2 separate regions of the Mus musculus genome follow, and region 2 is linked to region 1. The links are chromatin loops, found by intact Hi-C in ENCODE. Cell type or tissue: heart. All regions are shown on one strand. Each heading gives the region's core, and the rest is flanking DNA. Links, peaks and the distances in the headings are about the cores only. Region 1 holds the start of Suds3 (suppressor of defective silencing 3 homolog (S. cerevisiae)). Region 2 overlaps Taok3 (TAO kinase 3).

What was found. Hi-C counts contacts between places; a loop is a spot of excess contacts. Peaks named below come from ENCODE experiments on the same cell type or tissue, not always from the same donor. Only the 100,000 strongest peaks of a DNase experiment are listed, where the experiment ranks them.
Region 2: it touches region 1 in a loop (2.1-fold over the local background); 2 of 42 quality-filtered maps call a loop at or near these places.

Annotation. Positions count from the first base shown.
Region 1 is chr5:117,110,678-117,122,190 of GRCm38, forward strand. Suds3 (suppressor of defective silencing 3 homolog (S. cerevisiae)) reads right to left here and starts at 5,316. Exons shown (of 12, transcript NM_178622.5): 1 at 4,995-5,316; 2 at 2,133-2,202. The coding sequence starts at 5,136. Taok3 (TAO kinase 3) reads left to right here and starts at 9,452. Exons shown (of 21, transcript NM_001199685.1): 1 at 9,452-9,662. In heart, for the core only: CTCF peaks have their summits at 4,106 (motif pointing left) and 5,559 (motif pointing right); DNase peaks (open chromatin) are centred at 4,604, 5,304, 5,454 and 6,996; H3K4me3 peaks cover 2,019 bases; H3K27ac peaks cover 1,506 bases.
Region 2 is chr5:117,200,450-117,211,962 of GRCm38, forward strand. It overlaps Taok3 (TAO kinase 3), which reads left to right. Exons shown (of 21, transcript NM_001199685.1): 6 at 2,801-2,846; 7 at 3,850-3,946; 8 at 6,198-6,311; 9 at 9,105-9,196. Among named protein-coding and RNA genes, the nearest start is that of Pebp1, 81 kb to the right of the region's middle. In heart, for the core only: a CTCF peak has its summit at 4,591 (motif pointing left); no DNase peak of the experiment used is centred there.

The sequences.
Region 1 (11,513 bases), core at 3,235-8,234:
CACTAAGTAATGTGGCCAGTTCACACCTAGCACATGGAGGGGTTACAGGCAACCACACACCAGCGAGTCCATCTGGGCTGGGAGGCTGGCCGGGCACATCACATCTGGGGCAGTGCTTCTGCTTCTCCATGAAAACCTCCCAGTTTCTCAGTGGCAACAACAAAGGCCTCGGAGAACACGGTTCAACAAGACCCTCTCACTCCTCAGAAAGGCTAACAGACACACAGACCCCTCGCTTCAGGACAGTGAGGGGTCCCTGAGCCCTCCCGACTGCTCTCTGGGGACCAGTCCTAACGCACAAACCCCTCGCTTCAGGACAGTGAGGGGTCCCTGAGCCCTCCCGACTGCTCTCTGGGGACCAGTCCTAACGCACAACTCAGGTACACCACAGTGGCCGCAGTTCTCATCACAGCGGATGTCCAGCTTAGTAAGTATGAAGGAGGCACGGTAATCAAACGCTTATCTCTGAAACTGTTGCTGAGAGGGGCCGCCCGGCTCTAGAGGTGGCTCAGGCGCTATGGGCACTGGCTGCTCTTCCAGAACAGTCTATATATAACTCCAGTTCCAGGATAACCAACGCCCTCTTCTGGCCTCTGAGGGCACTGCACACATGGTACACAGAGCATGCAGGCAAAACGCCCATGCACATAAAAGAAAAAGAAATGTCTTAAAAAACAAACAGACAAACAAAAAACTGTTTCTAAAACATGGCAAAGACAGGCGAGGACAGTGTTTGAGAAGTTTGTAGACCCAGGACATCAATTCCCTACCACAAAAAGGGAGCAGGCAAAGAGATTACTTGGGGAATGAGAAAGGAATCGGGGCTGGGCACCAGATCCACTGACATCACATCCACGGAGAAGAGTCTGTGAGAGCAAGTTTCAAGCAGGCCGGACTCAGCCAGTAAAAAGCTGGCAGAGCAGCAGGACCAGGCTGAGTTTCAGGTGCAGCTGAGTGCACACACATGAATTGTTAATGTGTCCTCGCCCAGCAGCGGTCACACCTAATTGAGTTCCTGCTTTGGGTTGAAGATGACCGATGCTAGAGAGAAGGGCATGCACATTTGAAAGGAGAAGCCAGGGGAAGAAATGGGGACTACGTAGCCTACAGGAGTTTAAGGGTTCAAAACCAAGAGCCTTGAGATAGACCCAGTCACCACTTCCTGAAAACTGGGCACGGAGCCTCAAAACCTGTAACCCAGCACTTGGGGGATGAAGCAGGAAGACTGCGGTGAGTTCAAGGCAGCCTTAGATCACCTCCAAGTGATCCCCTATCTCAAACACGCCCTACGCGACCACACATCTGGGCACAGATCAGGTAGCAGGTGCAAGAGCGGTGGGCAGGCACCTGAGGTTCAGCTACTTGGAAGGCTGATGCAGGAGGACACCTGGAACCCAAAAGCCTGACACCAGTCTGGCAACAGGGAAAGACTCTGGATTTGTTTCTTGCTGGTGGTTGACGGTGTGTTTCTTTTAAAAACTAACGACAGCTGGGGGGGGGGGGGGTGCACGTTTAATCCTAGGGCTTGGGGATAGAAGCTGGTGAATTCAAGAGAGTTCAAGGCTAGGCTCATCTAGGGAACAAATTCTGTGATAGCCAGGACTACACAGTGAAACCCTGTCTCAAAAAAAATGAGTAAATAAAAATAATAAGGCCAGGCGTGGGGACAACACCATCAATCCCTGCATTCTGTGAACTGAAGGTTAGTCCGGTCTCAAAACAACGCTCTCACCCCTCTCAGAAAACAGTCAGAGCTTTAGCTGACTGTGGCTTTCGTGAAGATGTGTGAGAACAAACAGAATGTGGCAGGAAAGGGGGTGGCAGCCTGCTCCCTCAATTCCCAGGACACTTGGGACACCCAGCATATGACCCACAATATAGGACAGGGGCTGGGGGCCTGCAAGATACCCATTGTCCTGGGTACCAGTTTTCACAGCAATTCTAACGGCCTTACTGCCCCAGCCCACCATGCCCATCACGGCTCCTGCTAGTCTAGCCTCCGAAGAGGCTCCTAACAGGAAGGCTCCTAGATGCAACCAGAGAGGGAAACTACAGAAACATCTGTGCTTTGCAAGCACTGAGGTCAAAAGGGGGCCTCTGTATTCCAGAGAAAAGGCACCCGGGCTACTCACTGTTCCTTCATCTCCACGTAGTCTTCCTCATCGTGCTTCGCCAGGTCAGTCTCGCTGGCATCCTCGGTGTCTGGGCGAAACAAGGGGAGAAGCGGGCAGTTATGATCAGGTTCACAGAATCCGCATCATGACAGCGTAATCGGCAGACTTCTGGGAGAAGAAGGAGTTTCTATCCCATGTGGGTCTGCATGAACCTGCTAATAAAAAGTGTGTGAGTGTGTGTGTGTGTGTGTGTTTAAAATAAAAAAGAGAAATGCCACTCCAACTTGGGTTTATGCTGAGAATGTACTTTAATATGACGCACAGTAAGAGAAGAGGGCACACCAGACAGAGGCCACAGAGCAACAGTGAACGGAGCACAGTCCAAGAGGAGATCTGGGCATGCGCACCCCCATCCCATCACGGTTAGAGGTATGCAGTGAAAAGAGACCATCCCCACAACAGACTCAATCCTAATAACTGAACGGATTTCCAAGTTAACAGGCAAAAAAAACAAACAAACAAACAAACAAAAAAAAGAAAAAAATGTGCAGAAGCGGGGCAAGACACTTTTTGTTAAATGCTTCCAAACCTTGTATTTAAATAGATTTTAACAAGGGGGATGAAGGCATGTCTCAATAGAGCTCACTGTTCTTTGCAGAGGATATGGGATCGGTCTCCCAACACTCATTATCAGATGGCTTATGAAGTCCCAGAACTCCAGTTCTCAGGGATCTGGCGCCCTCTTCTGGTTTCAAAGGATACAGGTACACATGGTGCATATGAATTCATAAAGACACACAGCAAAATTAGTGAGTTAAAAAAAAAACATTTTCAAGCCGGGGGTGGTGGCACACGCCTTTAATCCCAGCACTCAGCAGGCAGAAGCAGGCGGATTTCTGAGTTCAAGGCCAGCCTCGTCTACAGAGTGAGTTCCAGCACAACCAGGGCTACACAGAGAAACCCTGTCTTGAAAAGAAAAAAAAAAGTTTTCAATTATATTTATTTTGTTTTACATGTATGAGTGTTTTGTCTCTGTGTGCATGCCTGGTACCCAAAGGGGTCAGATGATGGTTGGGGCTGTAGTTTTTAGATGCAAAAGATAACCTTTGTTCACCTGATGGTTTTTGCCATCTGGGAGGCTCACTGCCTCCTTCTGCTAACTTCAGCCTAGTCCTGAATGTTTCCAGCCCCTGTACATCTAATCTAGGCCTAGAATGTTTTTCAGCCTCTGAGACTTACTGCTGAATAAACTCACCTTTCTTGTTCTTTCTGAGCTCTGATGGGATGGTTCAACTCAAACTCCTCTCCAGGCTGTCTTGCTTCAATCTGGCTTCAATCAGTTTCTAGTGAATGGCTCTGCTTGGCCTCATTCTAACTTTGGCATTATCTTCAGCTCCTTCTCATTCTCTGGCTCGGTCTGCCTTCACCTGTGTCTAGCTTGTTCTCCAACCTGTCTCCGTAAAACTGCCCCCGTAAAACTGCCCCAGTAAAACCGCCTCCTTCTTCTTCTCTGTGCTGCTCTCTTAAATACCCTTTTCCCTCTCATCTCCTGAGAGTTGATTATATCCCATTCTGTCAAATCTGCCTCTGATCCATCACCTTGCTGACACTCAATTAGACATCACTTTCAAACAGGGGTTTCCTAATACAAACTAACTTTACCTTGATTGTTTGGGATTAAAAATATATGTACTAAGGGCATGTCTGCATTCCAGCCAGAGGGATTAAAGGTGTGTGTTAAGGCTGAGCAACACCCCAAGTAAAAACAGTTTTGTTTTGTTTTGTTTTTTTCAATAAATAACACGGTCTCGGGGTTCACAGTGTGATCAAATATCCTGCGACATATAGACAGTCGTGAGCCACTCCAACCTGGACCCTCAGAAAAATCAGTGTTCTAAACTGCTTAATTTAAACTGGTCTTAAGCAAAGATCTGGATCCAATGGCCTGAGTGAAGAGGGTCAATTTTGTCTTCGCTGTACCCCCTCGTGGTCATTAAAAGAAGTGCACCTTTCACATTGAAAAATCCCTAGTTAAACCTTGATTTTGTTTTTGTTTTGTTTTGTTTTGTTTTTTAACCATAGTTAAAACAAACGCACTCAGTTCCTATAACTTGCTCTGCGTGCACTGAGGCCGGAGCAGACCCAAGTCCTCACAAAGCCGCCTCCTTTCCTTCGGTGGAAGGAACTTTCACGGAAGCCCTGTCTAGAGCCAGCTAGCTATGTTACTACGCATTTGAGAGACTTAAGATCCTGCCCGCAGTTGGGGGTAGCTTTTGGCTTTTTACAGCCCGACTCTATGCCTGAATACTGTCCACTCCGCCCATACAAAGACCTCCCCTTGCCCCTTCTGCTTCTAGCTTCTCCCCCACCTAGCCAGCTCCTTCCTCAATAATCCCTCTGGGTGTCCCTCACACCCGCCAAAAGGTAAATAAACAAGGTCCCGGATCGAGACCTGAGGCTGGAGGAGCGATCACGCAAATGCAGACTACTCGGACCTGAAAACAAATCCCAACCTCCCCTTTCGCCCACTTCGCCGTGGCAGGACACGATTCCATTGAACCCCTCCCAACCTAGGAGATGAGGACTCCAAGCTACCACGCAGGAGGTGGGTAAACAAGACAGCTTTAAGGTCACAAAGCTGGGGGCGGGGGAGAGGTGCCGGCCAAAGGAAGACTTATCGCCTGTCCCATTCCGGCTCCCCAAGCGGAGCTAGGGGCATTAAAACAGTGGGAGGAGAGAAGCTGGGAGCGAGAAAGCCAGGGCGAGCATTGCTCCGACCCGAGTGCGGAAATGAGAGACGCTGGGCTGGGGACCCCTGGCTCGCAAGAGCTCTGGCGACCTCTGACCACCCGCACCCGGGCCCCGTCCCCACACCCGCACCTTCGTCGGACTCTCGGCCCCGGCAGCTGCGCTCGTCGTCCTCGGCGCTCTCCAACTCCTCCTCGTCCTCCGGGTAGTACTCCGGGGCGGCCGGCGCTGCAGCCGGAGCCGGCGCCGGAGCCAGCAGCCCCGCGGCGCTCATGTCGCCGCCTCGGGGCCGCGGCGGAGCCGGTCCCGCGGAGATCGCGGCCGCCTGGCTGCGTCCCCGGAGCCCCGCAACCTCGCGCGGTTCCGAGCCGCGGGCACCGGGACTCCCCTCGGCTCCGAGCTCCGCCCCCCACCCCGCACCCCGGCGCCCGCGCTGGGCAACGGGGGCCTCGCGCAGCCGGCTACTTCCGGGTCGTGGGCTGCTCGGTGACAGCCTGATCAGGCCGTCCTCGAGACGGTAGGTGAGACGCCGGGGCTCCACGGTTTCTGACACGGCGGCCGCGGCGGCGTCACTGTCTTAAGAATCCGCGATCGGCCACGGCGGAAGGGGCGGAGGCGGGAGTCTCTGGAGTCAGGCATATCCAGGGGCAGCCGCGCCAGCAGTCAGGACCCCGGAGTTGGAGGTGGCACTTCTGGCAGTGGCCACCAGGCGGCGCCTGGAGTCAAAACTAAAGTGTGGATGGACTCGACCTGATGGGCGGAGGCTTTGCAGAGCCCTGGATAGGTAGCATGGTCTCTGATTCATGCAGGTGAATGGCACGAACGGTTCCCGCGGTGGGCTTGGACGCCTGGCCAGCCAGAGTGTGTGGGATACAGAAAATGTTGTGCGTGGTTGCTCCCCTGCCTTAATGGGGGCTTTATTAAAAATTATGGTAAAGGCAAGTTGTTGCCATTTCATCCACCGGTCAGGTGAAAGTGTGTCCCTAGGCCTTGCCAGTACTTTCTTTTGAGTAGATTTACTGGGTAAGCTGTTCTACCGGTTTTACAAATGATCAAAAGAGTTGTCATTCTTTCTCCTTTCAAGAAAAGAAAAAAGAAAAAACGGTGGCGTCAGTCTAGCATCCCAGATCCACAGCTGTCCACAGGATAACTTCCTTGTGCTTCCCCAAACATAATTTTTAAGGTATTTTAGCCTAAAACAGTAATTTAATAACCTGCTAATTTTTACTTGAGTAAATAGGGCATTTCCCTCCAGGAACTACATTGGCTTAAATTCAGAAGCCAACGCTGAGCAAAGTGACCTTTAGTCCCAGGACTAGGGAGGCAGAGGCAGGCTGAGTTCAAGGCCAGCCTGGTCTGCAATTCGTGTTTCAGAACAGCCATGGATACACAGAGAAACCCTGTCTTAAAAACAAAAAAAAACAAACCAAGCCATGAAACTGAATCTCTCCATGTGTTAATCTGTGTAGCCCTGTGAAACATAGTGTTACAGTTTTGCTTAGAAGAGGAGGAAGAGGAGGAAAGGGAAGAGGTGGAGGAGGAAGAGGAAGAAGGTGGAGAGGAGGAGGAGGAGGAGGAGGAATAGGAGGAATCATCTCAGCACTTGGGAGGCAGAGGCAGGTGGATTTCTGAGTTTGAGGCCAGCCTGGTCTACAGAGTGAGTTCCAGGACAGCCAGGGTTACACCGAGAAACCCTGTCTCGAAAAACAAAAAACAAAAAGAAGAAGAAGAAGGAGGAGGAGGAGAAGCAGAAGCAGTAGCAGCAGCAGCAAAAACCTATGGTCTCTGCCTAGTGGCTCACAACAATAATCCCAGGTGCTCAGAAAGACAAATGCAAGAGGACAGAGCAACATCAAGGCTTGCCTGGATTTCACAATGAGTTCAAGGCCAGCCAGTTTAATGAGACCTTGTTTGAAAGCAAAATTAAAAAGGATGGGCCATGTATGCCTGTGGCTGGGTAGGGCACTTGTTCGGCATGCTGGAGACCCTAGCTTCACTCCCTAATTGGAGAGACAGAGAAGATGTGTCCAGAGGAACCCTATTCAGTTAACTCAGATCTGCAGAAAACAGAACAAGCATTAAGGCCCGGCAGATGGGAACACAGCAGAAAGCGGGGTGGAACCCGGGGACAGTATTCTGTTTCTCACAGCCTCTGTGATCAAATGCATTTCCAAATGGGCCCCCAGAGAGACTTCTAAAAATGAGAACATTCGTTCTGGGTCGCATTTCTTTTGACATTTCCTATTTGCTACCTTGTTTTAATTAAATCTTGGCTCTCTTTGTAAGAAAGAGTTCCTCTCTGCAGAAATGCAAGAATGTCCAGAATGCAAAGCTGGGACGGCTTTTCCAGCAGCTCGGGATCTGAAGCCCCTTCTCGACAAGAGTCCTTCTTCAAGCCCAGCCTCAGCAGAGGTTCTCGGAGCTGTCTCTTCTCCAGAGGATGAGGTCAGCTTCCTGCGTGTGCTTGTTCTCTCTCTCTCTCTCTCTCTCTCTCTCTCTCTCTCTCTCTCTCTCTCTCTGTGTGTGTGTGTGTGTGTGTGTGTGTGTGTGTGTGTGTGTGTGTGTAAACTGTTGGAACACATGTAGACTATTTGTAATCCAGCACACTGTGGGATCGCAGCTCCCAATACTATTAAAGAAGCAACAAATTAACAGGCATCATTTTTTGAACTCAGAATCCATTGATACAATGAAACAAATGACAGTTGGGTTTGTTACTAAACTGTGTGTAATCTTGTTTTGTGTTTAACTTTTATTTCTGTCTCCCTGATTACAGACAGCCAGTGTTAGTCTTCATGCGTTTCTGTTTTACATGGATTACAGAGACACAAATGGTTGGATGACGACAATTTGTCCCTTATCTTCCATGAAAATTGCAGAGCTGGCCCAAGGAGCAGCCCTACTAAGTGCTACTTAGTGAGGAGGGAAATGAACTTTTTAAGAATCCCTCCTGACTTTTAGCTCAACCAAATTTTATCATTGTTTGTAAAACCTTCAAAATCAAGTTTCACCCCTTAAAATTCTCCACCACTTCTCCCAAATAGTATATTCAGTCAGACTACCCAGATGAAGTTTGATATGCAATGTTTAGGATGTAAATTTTGCTGGGGAAATACCAGAGAGAGAGCGAGTGAGCGATCAGTTTTTTGACATGTTTGAATCTCTAGGATCAATATCCAGTACTTTAAAAAAAAAAAAAAAAGGCCAGCGTGTTGGGACCCACCTTTCATTGCAGCCAGAGGCAGGGGAAGGCAGATCCCTATGAGCCCAAGGCCAACCTGTCCACACTGAGAGTTCTAGGCCAGTAAGCCATCCTAGGTGAGACCCAATCTCAGATAAATAGAAACTAAATATTTTTTTGTAGTAGAGCGTTGACCAGGAGTTGAGTGTCCACGTCTGATAAGGCTTAGGGTGAAAATGTGTCCCTGCAGAAAAACTGCTTTGAGCTTCCACCATCAACTGAAAACAACACAGCTATTTCCACACAAAAAACATGAGACAGGTCCTGGTGCACTTTAACCTCTGGCAGGCACTATGTTTCCGCGTGGCTTAGGATGGAGCCAGGCAGGTTATTGCAGGTTGCACTTGGGGGGTCAAAGCTCAATCAACCTTCCGCCTTTGGTTCATTAAAGCCCGTGGCCCTGAAAGATTTAGTTAGATACGCTTGCTGGAATTTTGCCAAAGCCAACGGGGTCCCCCTACCCCAACTCCTCCATTAACTGTGGTAATCAAAACTCACAAAATGTGTATTTCTTTTTTCACTTTTCTTTCTTTCTTTCCTCTCTTTTCTTTTCGTCCTTCCTTTCTTTCTTTCTTTCTTTCTTTCCTCTTTTTCCTTCCTTTCTTTCTTTCTTTCTTTCTTTCTTTCTTTCTTTCTTTCTTCTTTCTTCCTTTCTTTCTTTCTTAGCTTCTGAGAAAAGATCTAGCTAGATACCCCAGGCTGGGTTCAAACTTGAGGCGATCTTCCAGCTTCTGCCTACAGAGTACTGGTATTCACATCGCACTCATTTTAAAATGTGCCCAGACCCTGGTAAGTAAGCATTTAGCTGGGTCCACAGATTTTTTCCCCCTCTCTCCAGCAGTAAACGTAGGGTCACTGAACGCAAAGCAAGAAAACGCATTCCCCTTCCTGAGAGCTGGAAAATAATTTACAAGCCCCAGGAGGAAAGCATCCCTTAAGGATGGCCAGGAGCTGTGAAAGGTCCAGAGAAAGATCCGACTGGCCCCACGATCTTATCCACGGTGGTCCGACAAGACAAGACAAGGCGTGGGGAAAGAGAGCCAAGAACTTTGACCCTGGCGCAGCACAAACAGAGCTGACCGCGCCCGAAGGGGCCATAGCTAACCCAAGTTAAGAGAGCTTCCGCGTTTGGGAAAGCCCCGCCCACCTGGACCCGCCCACCACCAGCTCCGCCAATCCCCTGGATCCATCGACCGCTCGGACTTCCCAGGCAAGGTCAATCGAGCGCCTATATACGGCCTGGACCCCGAGAGCGGCGATCAGGGAAGGTCAGTAGAGAACCTATCAAAGCATGGCTGTGGGCGGAGTCGAGGGCGGGGTCGAGTGGGGGCGGGGCGCGCTCTGCGCAGTCGGGTGCGATTGGTCACCCCTGGCGGAGCCGCACCTCGGACAGCAGCAGCGGCGGCAGCTAGGGTCCTGCGTGGAGAGTGGGGCGCGACGGGGACTCGCGGGCGGAGGCTGCGCGTGGGGACCCAGCACGCGAAGACCCAGCACGAGAGCGACTCTGGGCACGAGTGAGAGGAGGCGGCGGCGCCGGGGCCGCGGGTGACAGCGCTGAGGTGAGAGCGCGGGCACCCGAGTGACATCCCGAGTCCTCGGCGCAGCGGCCGCGAGCATCCCGGGAGCGGAGTTGTTAGCGGTTCTGCCAGTGCGCCGGGGAGAGGGGGGGGGGGGACTGGGAAGGACCGGGACGGAGAGTGAGGAGCGGACCCCGAGAGGGATCGCGAAGAGTGAGAGGACCAGGATGGGGACAGGGGTGAGGAGTGAACTCTGAGAGGGACTGCGTGTGAGCGAGGGGACCCGGAGAGAGATGGGGACATCAGGATGAGGAGGGGACCGAGAAATACCGCGGGAGAGCAAGGGGACCCCAAGACAGGACAGGGCAATGGGATTAACGAGGCGACTTGAAGAGGGACTCTGGCCGTGGGATAAGCGAAAGAACCCCGGAGGGACTTGCGACGACGGAGTGAGTGAGCGAGGAGATCCGCCCCTGATGGGCCGGTGGGAAAAGCAGACGGGACCCAGGGAGGGACACTCAGAGGGATTGGGACTGCAGACTGAGCAGGTTGACTTGAGAGAACTCAGGCAGCGGGATGAAAGAAGGGGACCCTAGAGAGACCGAGACAGGAAAATAAGCAAAGGAGACTTTTGGGGAGGCGAGGGCAGTAGTTCTGAAACTATGCTCTTGCGATGAGTGTAAAGAGGACCTCAGGAAGGCTTAGGGCAGCCGAGTGAAGGGAGGGGTCCCCAAAAGGGTGTGGGCTGAGGGACCCAGAGTAGGGACAGACAGCACTGAGAGTCCAAGGAGAGCCGGTGAGTGAAGTACCAGAGAAGAGCTTGCGCAGCGTGAACATGGTTTTTCTGGCCTCACAGCCAGGCACCTAGGGAAAAACACCGGCAGCCTGAGCCCGGGTGGCATTGAGTGGGCACAGCAGCAATGCTGACACCTGGACGACACCGATGCTGCTCCACTGCAAAGAACCCGAGGTCTCCCCCTGAGGGTTGAGTTCCGGGATGCTGGAAGGGGGATCATGTGATGGGCCCGGGAGTGAAAGACATAGATCCTAAGGGCTGGCCAAGGGCTAGCTAGACGATTTGTAGAGATTAGACCAGCGTCTCACCTCTTTCTTCTAAACAGCAGGCTGGCTTCCCAACTCTTCCCTAAAGTTCGACCTCGAGGTTCCTTGATGACACATCTGGGGCAAAACTAGAGGGGTTTGCTCCCCATTCACCGGCCCCCAAGTAGTTGGAGGGAGGGATAATTTAGAAGAGCCTTGAATTAATTAGGATGTTAATTTTAATGCTCTTAAAGCACCGGATTGTGTTTGTTTGTTTGTTTCAGTTTAGGCTTTTTATTTCCGCTCCACAAAGAGTTAAGAAACTTTTTCCCATTTGGCAGCCCGGCTCTATCAGTGTTTACAATGCACACATAGGAGAACCAGAGCAGGTTTGTAGTTAGGGCTGTTTAACTTTGATGTGTTAGACACGGTTGGAAGGTCACCCTCAATCTTTCAAAACAGTTGCTGGGGCCAGTAAATGAATGGTGCTTTCTAGGCAAGCTGAAGGGCCAGACATGTGTATTCAAAGCAGACACTGTAGGTCTCTCTCAAGGCCCCAACAGAGCTGAGGCAAAAGAAGGGGGCAGGGGCAGGCTAGCCTTCTACTCTGATGCAAGTGAAAAGACCTTGACCCCAGTGCCAGCATATACTGACATGGCCCCAACCCCCTCTGGGTGCTCCCCCAATACACTTGTTTGATCATCAACTTTATACTTGAAGATTTTAAGGAATCATGACGGTTTTTTTTTTTCAGTTATTTTGGGGAGAGAGTGGCATTTACAAAACAATCAGCTTTCATTGTGACATTTTTATATATGGCTTGTATTTCCAATTTTTAAAATCCTTTTCTCT
Region 2 (11,513 bases), core at 2,482-7,481, 89 kb after region 1:
TTATTTTGTGTGCCCACGTTTGCCTCGGCACACACGTGGAAGCCAGAGGACTTGTGGAAGTTCTTTCCTTCCTTCCACAAAATGTGTCCCAGGAATTGGATTTGAGTCCCCAACAGCCTGAGCCACCGAGCCCCTGAGCCAGCTCTCCTCTCAGAATGTTTGTTTGTTTGTTTGGTTGGTTTGGTTTGTTTGTTTGTTTTGTTTTTCGAGACAGGGTTTCTCTGTATAGCCCTGGCTGTCCTGGAACTCACTCTGTAGACCAGGCTGGCCTCAAACTCAGAAATCGGCCTGCCTCTGCCTCCCGAATGCTGGGATTAAAGGCATATGCCACCACACCCGACATGTTTTTTTTTTTTTAAGACTTATTTATTTTTATTTTGTACATATGAGTGTTTTGCCTGCCTGTATACCACACAGGTTTACAGTGCCCACAGAGGTCAGAAGAGGCCTTCAGTGCCCCTGGAACTGGAGGTAGAGACGGTCATGAACTGGCACGCGGTGCTGGGAGCAGAATAGTGCCCTTAACTGCTGAGCTGTCTCCTCAGCCCTCTTCTAGAACATTCATCGTTGCCACTTCCAGCCCCGCCCCGCCCCCACCGTTCCATTTGACTATACAGTTTTTACAAAATGATACGACCACCATGGACCTAGAGTGGGGAGCGCTTCCACACATTTTAGGGTTTTTTTTAGGTGACTGTCACTGCTTGACATTAGCATGTCACATATCATTTAGAATATGAAGGTGTTAATCACATTAGGCATTTTAGCTTAAAGTCCCATATACCTGTCTGTGATGGGTTGCTCGGGACACCACAGCCTTTCGGGATCCCATCACCAACAGGAAATGGACATTCTGTGTAAGCATTTCTGCTCAAGAAGTCCATTTCGGGGTGTGTGTGTGTGTGTGCCACAAGTTGAAAGTCAGGTGTCTCCCCCAGTGGATCTCTACCTGATGTGTTGAGACAGTGTCTCTCATTGAACCTGGAACTTGCCTATCTGATTGGACTGGCTACCCAGTGAGCCCCAAGGAGATCCCCACGTGTACGTCCCCTACACTGAGATTACAGGCACACACCCATGTACCCCACTTTTGCTTAGAGCCTAAGCTCTGATGCGAATGCTTGCAAGGCAGGAGCTTTACCCACTAAGCTATCTCTCCCACCTCCAAGCAGCTTTTCAGCTGCCTAGAGCCTCTGCTTCCCGCCTGAACAGATGTCAATCAAAGGAGCATCTTCCCTGGAAATGGGTTCCTCTGGGCCACCCCAGCAGCCTTGGAGGAGTCTGGGAAGACCTGGGTTGGACAGGATAAACGCTGCACATTCCAAGTAACCAGAGTCTTGCCAGCGCTTCGGGAACTCCTCCTCCAGGCCCAGGAGCTCCTCCTCCAGGCCCGGCTGCTCTTCCTCCAGGCCCGGCTGCTCTTCCTCCAGGCCCGGCTGCTCTTCCTCCAGGCCCGGCTGCTCTTCAGTTACGCGGAGGTCTAGCCAGCTTGCTTACCTGGTTTCCATCCACAGCTAGCGTGACTGCTAGTTAGAAAGCTCTCCTACTCACTGAGCTGCAAGAGCCAGGGAGACAAACAGCACCAAGAGTAACCTGACCATGTAGGAGAAGTAAAGGGAGCTGAGACCTACTCAGTGCATAGCTGGGCTGCAAAGGGCTCTGTGTGAAGGACTAAGGAAAGCACTCTCGGCATCGTGCTTTTGAAAGAATAGGAACACAGTGCAACTCGCCCCTGTCCAGTGTTAAAGTTGTATTAGAACACAGTAGCTCCCCACACAACTCTGACTTCACCGTGGTGTACAACCAATACATCCATCGGGAAGCACATTCCCAGTTTAGCTTTTGATCCTTTTCTGGGCTGGCATGAGTCCTGCAGTCCTCCCTATAATACCAGGCAGTGCTTATTTCAAGCATTAGACCGTCCACACTGCAGTCCTCCCTATAATACCAGGCAGTGCTTATTTCAAGCGTTAGACCGTCCACACTGCTAACTGGGGATTTTCCTTTTTGGAGGTGGGGAGAGATTTTGAGACTGAGTCTCACTATGTAGTCCTGGAACTCACTCTGTAGGCCAGGCTGGCCTCAAACGCACAGATACCCCCATCTCTGTTTCCCAAGTACCAGGGTTAAAGGTGTATGCCACCACAATCTGGCAACTGGGAGTTTTCTGTTTATATTTGGTGTTGAGGATTGAACCCCAAACAAATCAGGTGCAAAATCTTGAGTTCAACACCAATCTTTCTGGTTTGTGTATTCTTTGACAATTTCTAGGTTACAAACAATGAGTAATAAAGTCTATATATATGTAACACCTATTATGAAACAAGGCAATATGGGAAGGAGGTATCCGGTCGGATCTGGTAGTCTCAGCCTGAGTGCCTTACAGGGACCATGTCTACATCAACCCTCATGGGCTGAGGACAAGGCCAAGGCAAAGGTGACAAGAACTGAAGTGTGGAAGATTATGAAAATCAGTTTGTTATCAGGTGGCCAGACAAGGCAGGTTTAGGGCAGGCCAAGTATCTTCCCTCCTGATGTCCTTAGTGCCTCGGTTGGTTGGTTGTGTGCTTGGTTGATTGGTTAGTCAGTTGGTCGATTGGGTACTTGGGTAGGCATATGGCTGGTTGGTTGGTTGGTTGGTTGGTTGGTTGGTTGGTTGGGGTAGGTTGGATTGTGATTGGTTGCTTGGTTGATTGATTGGCTGTTTGGTTGGTTTTGTAGCTATTTGGTTGGTTTGGTGTGGTTAACTTGAGGAACTTCTCATTAACTTTTATTATTCCGATCTTCCACTCTGTTCCAGTTGGTGATGGAGTACTGCCTAGGTTCAGCCTCTGACTTGTTAGAAGGTAAGCATGACATCATAGCCTCTTCTGTTTTCCTTCTGTCACGTTCTCCATGGGGCTGGAGAGACAGCTCAGCGGCAAGAACACTCTTCTCTCTCAAGGACCCAGTTGGGCTCCCAGGCAAATGCCTGTAACTCCAGCTCTGGGGACCTGGCATCCTCTTCTGGCCTCCACAGGCACCTGCACCCAATGTGCACACACATACGCATGCACAGGCAGGCCACATGTACAGGCACGGACACTAAAATAAAATCTTAAAAACAAAAAAGAATGCTATCTATTCCCAGACAACTAGACATAGTGCAGTTTGAGCCTCTGGTTGAAAGGCAGTTTAAGGGTCACTGGGTATACTGTATAGACATAATCTCTACACTATAGCTGGGTGATCTCAGCTGCATGGCTGTCCCGGGCGGGCACTAGCCAAAAACCATCAAAGCCATGTATAAATGTCACTGCCTGTGCCTTTCCAGTATCACAGTGGGCACGGATGTGAGAGGGGAGGTGCTGTCAACTCACTAGTATCTACCCATGTGCAGAGTCAACGACGGACCTGAGCTCTCCCACCACTGCTGCTGTGTGTGCCCAGCAGCTAGCTGTGTTTAAAAATTCTATTTAAAAACCTTCTGAAACCAACCAGGACCTCTCAATAGAAGTTGCCTCATACCCTCTTAGGTCAAGGGTAACTGTGGTGACTTTGTGGCAGAGGCGAGCAGCATGGCCTAGAACGCAGTCAGGAGGGACCGATAAACCCGGGCCAGCTGGGTCAGAACCGACATCGCTTTGACTCGACACTGATCAGTAAATTACTGCTGCAGGCCTGTGGAGTGTATTGTGTTAGCTTCATCTTTGTGCCCTCGGTTTCCTCATCCACTGCTGATGCTGTGCACGGTACAGCTTCCGTGCGTTTAGGTGAATTCGCTCTCCAGCTGTCCTTCGGCAAAGTCTCTGTCACTCTGTGCTGTGGAAGGCTGGCCATCCATCCTGACCCTCTCTCCTCCTCCCTCAGTTCATAAGAAACCACTTCAGGAAGTGGAGATCGCTGCTATCACCCATGGTGCCTTGCAGGGGCTGGCCTACCTCCACTTTCACTCCCTGATTCACAGGTAAGTCCAAACCCCAGCTCCCTTTCTAGCTCCATAGCCCAGGGACTACAGGAATCAGCATGGGGTCCAGTGTTGGGGGGTGGGGGCGCTAAGGGATCACAGGAGGCAAACGATACCTCCCGGCCTCTCCCATAGCCCTGCAAAGACTGCACCCTGTCATGTTTCAGGGGGCTGTTTATTTGTTGTTTTTGGGTGATGGTGGCATGTTTAGTTTTAGATTCTTTTTTTTTTTTCCTCTTTTGGGACAGGATCTTACAATGTAGCCCAGGCTGGCCCTGAACTCATAATGTAGCCCGGGTAGATCTTGAGCTCCATTGGTTCCGCCTCAGCCTCCGAAGGGCCGGCATTTGTGGCATGTACCACCATGCTTTGCTTCCTATGTGAGTAGCTGGCCTCCTGACAGTGCAAGGAAGTCAGGAAAACAGAAGCCGGGAGAACAGAAGCCGGTTGACTCCCGTGCACAGGATAGCATCGCGCTGAGCAATCCCTTTCCTGTTGTAAGGAACAGGTGCCTCACATCCCAGAGGCTTCCCATGCCTGAAGTCTGTGTCAGTCCACACATGAAAGGTCCTCAGCACTCAATGGTGGCTCACACTCAAAACTGCCTGTAACTCCCATTCCAGGAGGTCTGATGCCCTCTTCTGACCTCTGTGGGGATACATTTCATAGCACACACAGGCTACCATGTAGCCCTAGGGACCATAAAAAATAAGTTAAATAGACAACGAACCAGTCACAACTGGTAAATATTGGTTAAGTCCATTGACCATTTTATCAATGGACTTATTACATTTTTGAGGTGTGTTTTCTTGGATTCACTGTCATTGCTGGATTCTGACTCGCTTGGACCTCTGCTGGGTTTCATCCAAAGCTACAGTTTACTTTTGTGTTTGTTTCTTACTTTAATCAGCACACTGTTTATGAAAGAAATGGAAAAGACAAAAAGGTTTTTTAAGTGTTTTTTTTTTCTTTTAACATTCATTGAATTAAAAAATGAAAGCCAGGCATGGTAGCACACACCTTTAATCCCAGCACTTGGGAGACAGAGGCAGGATAAACTCCGTGAGTTCAAGGCCAGTCTGGTCCACAGAATGCTTTCCAAGACAGCTGGGACAACATAGAACCTGTCTCATAGCCAGGCACAGTGGCATGTGCATATATTATAATCTCAGCACTTGGGAAGTAGAGGCAGAGGAATAGGAATTCAAGGCCAACCTGTGCTACATAAAGAGTTCAAGGCCAGCCTGGACTATAGAGGACCTGTCCTCGAACAAACCCTGAATACCGTTCATCTCATCTTCTTATGGCTTTGTGGGACGTCTCATCTCCAAGCCCTTCTTTGTTAGAGAATAAACAGCATGTTTATTTTCAGTCTTTCTGCCCAGTGTCATCTTGAGGCGGAAGCTGTCATTCCAGGGGAAGTTTTGGACACCCTTACACCCATCGCTTTCTCTCCATTTTCCCAGCTGTGTCTCAGCCCATCGTCAGCTTGCAGCTCATGGTTTCCAGTCCTCATTCCCATCTTAAGAAACACAAGGGGGCATCTGCATCATCCTTCATCCTGAGTTTTCAAATGGCTTTTCCCTAACACCTGACTGCACCATGCATCTTAAGTGGCAAAACCAGCTGCGACCCGTCCTAGGGATGCTGACTGCAAACTCCTAACCCTTAATCCTTGTCTGTTTTGATCTTTCAGGGTCTTCTCTTCTCTGTACAGTGTTATTTCTTAAATAACACCTTTTCTGTAACCCGTACCCTCCCATGCCTTAGAGTGGCAGTTACAGTTAAAGGCAGAAAGGGGCACGGGCGAGACAGAACAGGTATGTGTCCAGCTAAGGAACCCTGGTCAGGGTGGCAGCGTCAGGCATGTCAGATTTGGAAGTGGGGGACAAAGGGCAGTTACCAGTGGCTCCAGGTCTCCCAGCACAAGGAATGTCGGTGGTGGCTGGAGAAAGCACTGAAGAACACGCTTTGTAAGGGTTGCGGTCTCCTTGCGCTCCTTGACTGGCATGGCTGCCTCTTTCCCTCCCTCGCTCTACCCCTCTCTCTGAAGACAGCTCCTCCTGGAAGTCCTTCCAGTGACCGCCCAGGAATGCGGCTCCCTTACAACAGGCAGTCATCTCTGAGAAAAGTATGCTTGTGTGTTTGTTTTGTTTAGTGAACATTTTATCTCGCTAATTGCATGTTCTGGCTTCCTGCTTAGTAAGTATTAAGAAGTTAACTCTCAGATCGTCTTCTTTCCCTCCTGTAGGGACATTAAAGCAGGGAACATCCTCCTCACAGAGCCAGGTCAGGTGAAGCTGGCTGACTTCGGATCTGCCTCCATGGCTTCTCCCGCCAACTCCTTTGTGGGGACTCCTTACTGGTAGGTACACTGAGAAGATACAGTGTAGGCTTAATATACACAAGGGAGGGTGAGCAGAGAGCACTTGGTGTCCCCATTCTTGTTTGTACAGTGGCAGGGATTGAACTGAGGGCCTGCAGGATGCCGGGGAAGTGCTCAGCCGCTGAGCTACATCGCCATCTTCTTCATTTGGAAACACGGTCTCACTAATGTGTCCAGATTGGCCTCAGATGGATTCGTTCTCTATTCCAAGCTGACCTTGAATGTGCGATCAATCCTCCTGCCTCAGGCCACCATGGAGCTAAGCCCCCAAGCCTGTACCACTTGGCCGCCTGGCCTGGTTTCATCTCAACAGTGGGTTTCCAGCCAGGGCTAGTGGTGTACCTTAAACCTCAGCAGAGGCAGATGGATCTCTGTGAGTTTGACACCAGAACAACCAGGGTTGCATAGAGAGATTCTGCTTCAAAAACAAGAACAACCAAAAAAAACAAAACAAAAAAGCTGTTTTCACAATGTGCACCAATCAGATTTCCTTTGAGAAGGTTAGAAACCTCTCTAGCCGAGAAGAGTGACCTTAAATTGTTGAAAGCAGGCAACTGGCTTTGGATCTGCTTTGTGCGAAGTTATCAGCTTGCTGGGCTAGCTCCGTCTAAGGTTTCGCTTGAGGTCTCTTTTGAACTGTTCCCTGGAGGCAGCGTGCTCAGATGAGGCAGGGTTCCCTTTACCGTTCTCTGGCTGCCTACCAAGACCGAATGGAAGAAATCCAAGCTCCCGACTCAGTGGAGTCCTTTGATGCTTCACCAGCCGTGACGACATTCTGACTCGGCGTCTTCCCCCTCATTGTGTTCCGGATCCCCTTTCTGAACGTCCACGATATTCCATCATGTTATCACGGCTTTGAAAAAGACACCTTCTAGAAAACTCTCCTAAAAACAGCTGCTTTTTGACTTTCCACCTCATCTCAAGATCGCATTCACCAAACCACTGCCAACACGGAATAGGCCCAAGCACTGTCCAAACCAGAGAGAGGGCAGAGTCCCCTCCCTGCTCAGGGTCAGGCACGCTACCCCCCTTTGCCAGAGCCTGACCTGTTCTGTGAGTTACAGTGGCTTTGGGACAGCAGGTCACGATCCTTTATACTGTCCCTCCAAACATTTTTCCATGTCTTTTAGAATAAGTCATTTGTCGGCGCTCACAGCATACTAATACCTTACACATCTCCGTGAGGTCCCTGTGACACGCCTGTCTGTCCTTTAGATGAGGAGACAGATAGACCATCGTTGAATAACGACCGGAGAGCAAGGCGAGAGTGAATAATGGAGCCAGGATGTATTGAAATCACGCCGTGTTCCCTAGAAATCACTAAGGATGTTTGTGTGTTCAGCAGTGTTGTTCTTCAGAGTAGTATGTGTGAGGAAATATCAGTCAGGAAAAATTTTGAACTTTTAAAATTAAATTTTAACTGGTGTACAAAATAGTAGGTTGTGTCATGATATTTTCTCCCAGCTAGGGCATGTATGTACTTTGTTCAAATTCATCCCCGTGTCCTCCTCCACTCTGCTACCCTACAGCCACCCCACCCCCAGGTGCTTCCCTTTTTGCTTGCCTCTCTCTCCTCCCTCCCTTCATCCATCCCTCCCTCTCTCTGTGCCTCCCTCCTTCTATCCTTCCCTCCCTCCTTATCTCCTCCCCTCCCTCCCTCTTTCTCTCCCTCTCTCCCTCCCTCTCCTCCTCCCTCCTTCCATCTATCCATCCCTCCTTCCCTCTCCCCCTCCATCCCTCCCTCCCTCCTTCCCTATCACCCTCCGTCCCTCCCTCCCTCCCTCCCTCCCTCCTATATTCATCTTTCTGAGTCTGGCTTGTTTCATATAACATGATGACCTTCAATCCCTTCCATTCCCCCACGGCTCAGTTCCTTTTCAATTGCTATGATAAAACGCCATGACCAAGTCAACTTATTTTCAGAAAGCAGGGATTGGGGGCTGGAGAAGTGTCTCAGTGGTTAAGAGCACTGTCTGCTCTTCTAGAGGACCCAGGTTCAATTCCCAGCACCCACATAGCAGCTAAAACCATCTGTCACTCCAGTTCCAAAGAATATGACACACTCACACAGACATACTTGCAGGCAAATCATCAGTGCACATAAAACAAAGATAATTTATTTTTAAGTGTTTAAATTGGGGCTTAAAATTTCAGAGCATTAGTCAGTGACTCTCATGGCAGGTAGCATGGCAGGAGGGAGGCAGGTGTGGTCGTAGGAACAGGCTGAGAGCTCCCATCTTAAGGCTTAACCATGTGGCAGACAAATACACTAGGAATGGTAGGAGTCTTGAACCTCAGTGCACTCCCCCAGTGGCAAACCACTTCCAACAAGCCACGCCTTCTAGTCCTTCCCAAACAGTTCCACTAGCCAGGAGAGCACAGGGGAGCATGTATTCAAATCTGTGAGCCTGCAGGGACCATTCTCATTCAAACCTCCTTGTCACAGACACCTCCATTGTGTGCAGGAACTATGTTCACCTTAGCCACATACCTGCTGATTTTCTAGGTTGACTTCTTTATGTGGCTTCTATGAATAACACCACAACAAACATTGACTACTTTAAATGAGGGCTGGAGAAATGGCTCAGCAGTTAAGTTACTCACTATTCTTGCAGAAAACTGAGGTTTAGTTCCCAGAAAATGAAGGGGGGGGGGACTTAAGTACCTTTAAAAATAATTTGAATGCCCTTAAATCTATTGCACTGAGTAGTTTTATAAAATGAAAATTTCGTTTGTACTGACAACTTGAACTCTGCACGTTGCATTTGGCAGGATGGCCCCAGAGGTAATCTTAGCTATGGACGAAGGGCAGTACGACGGGAAAGTTGACATCTGGTCGCTTGGCATCACCTGCATAGAGTTGGGTAAGGAGGAGCTTCCACTGGGGCTCTGCTGATTGGTCCTCACACATGCCCATCAGTTAACTCAGCCCGCCCTTACCCAGTGACAGACAGCTGTAGGTTGGCCTGTATTGGAGACTGTGACTGTATTGGAGACACTTTCCATGCTCTGGTATGCCACAGAAAAGGGATCCTTCTCTGCTATGTCTCCATGCTATTGACTTAGCTAAAGGAGTTTGAGCAGATGTGCAGTTAGCAAACACTGAAACACAAGCTGGTAAGTGCTAATACCTGAGACTTTCCTGACCTGAGACATCACACACCCTGTCTCTACAGTAACTCCATGGCTTTGCTTTAGAACCCAGCCATACTGGGGGAAATATTAGAAGACTCAAGTATATAACTTTACCCAGTGGTAGAACCTTGAAGAAAACTTCATAGTAAAAGATGCACCAGCTTGACAGTTATCCCCAGGGACTGGAATGGTGCTCAGGACTTGCTACTCTCCAGAGGACCTTAACAGATTCCCAGCACCCACATAGGGACACATACACACAGATACACACACACACATACATACACAGACATAGACATACACACACATACACATTCACACAGATACATACAGACATACACACACATATACACCCACAGACACACACAGACACACATAGATACACATAGACATACGCACACATACACACTCACACAGATACATACAGACATAGACACACAGACACACACAGACATACACATATACAGACACACTCACAGTCACACACACACACACACACACACACCCCAAACATGGTGGCATACATAGGTCCCAGCAGTTGGGAAGCTCGCGGGGTCAGAGGAGACCACTACTTTGTTACCCATTTCAGTCCTGAGCCTCACTGTACCTCAGTTTCCTCCCTAGTTGCCAGTCTCTGGTAGGCGTGAGCAGCATCCAGGCCATGCCTGAGACAGTGAGTACCTGACACAGGACAGGAACTCCATAGCTAGAAGCAGTTAGTGTCACCTGCAGTTAGGGCTGCCCACCAGATCTCTTCATAAGAAGTGTTTGCCCCTTCAAAGGCAAAAGTACTTATCCAAGAGTGGGGTGCCCTTGGGTCATCTCTCTCTCAAGTAGAGTACAGCCCACTGGTTCTAATTTAGCACAGCCAGGGAGAACTGTTAGCCACAACCCACTAAGCTGGCCCCGCTAAATCCTGATCTCGGCTGGCCCAGATGAAGAGTCCACAAAGATGTAACCATTGTCTTTCCCTGAAGCAGGAACTTTTTAAATGTCATGTAGCAAGATTGGCTTTCCTGTTCTTTGATCCTTTCGGCTAAGAAAACATGGGATCCAGACTGGGGAGACAGTTCAATAGATAAAAATCCTTCCTGCCTTAATTAAAGACCAGGTTCATATCCCCAGCACCGATGCCAATGTGGCTGCCCACTTGTTTTGTTTTGTTTTGTTTGTAACTTTTTTTTTGATTCTTTGTGAGTTTCACATCATGTACCCAAACCCCATTCCTCTCCCAATCCCTCTGTATCTGCCCCCCTCCCTTGCAGTCCCCACCTTAAATAAAACAACACACACACAAACAGATCTCACCATGGAAGCAGCAGTGTGTCACGGTGTGTCACGGTGTGTGTCACACAGCACACCCTTATCTCCAGGCAGCTTCATTTGCAGATGTTCATTGCAATGAGTCATTGGTGGTCTGAGGCCTCTGGTCCTGTTGTGGCCCTGTGTCACAGAGAGCCTGCATCTTTAGTTCTACAGGACTGGTCCTTTCGTACACTACAGCAGTTCATAGATGGGGTAGATGTTGGGGTGGGGTAACTCAGAGACCTGGATCTGGGCCCGGGTGGATGCCGATTTGGTCAGCCCAGCGGCTCTCCTGCACCCAGGCCATCAGGGCCAGCTCTCCTGCTTCACTCAGGCAAGGGGCAGGGCCAGCACTCCTGACTGTGGTACCTGGCAAGGGGCAGGACCTGCTCTCTCAAGCCCATACTATCAGGGCCAGCTCTCCAGCACTTTCCCATAGAGGGGCAGGACCTGGCAGCCCAGGCACAGTCACAGAGTTCAGGAGGAGGCAGCAGGTGACCTCTGAAGCAAGCTGGCCGACGAGACTAGCTGGATCAGCAAGCTCTGGTTCAAGTGAGAGACCCCTTAGAGCACGGTCAAGGAAGGCACTAACGCCAGTCTCTGGCCTCCATCTGCATGCACACACATGTGCACCCACACATATGCAGACATGCATACACACATTCACTCACAAACACACCACACATGTAGGCCATGTACATGCAAACACACATGAAAGCACACCTACACACCTGTAAACAT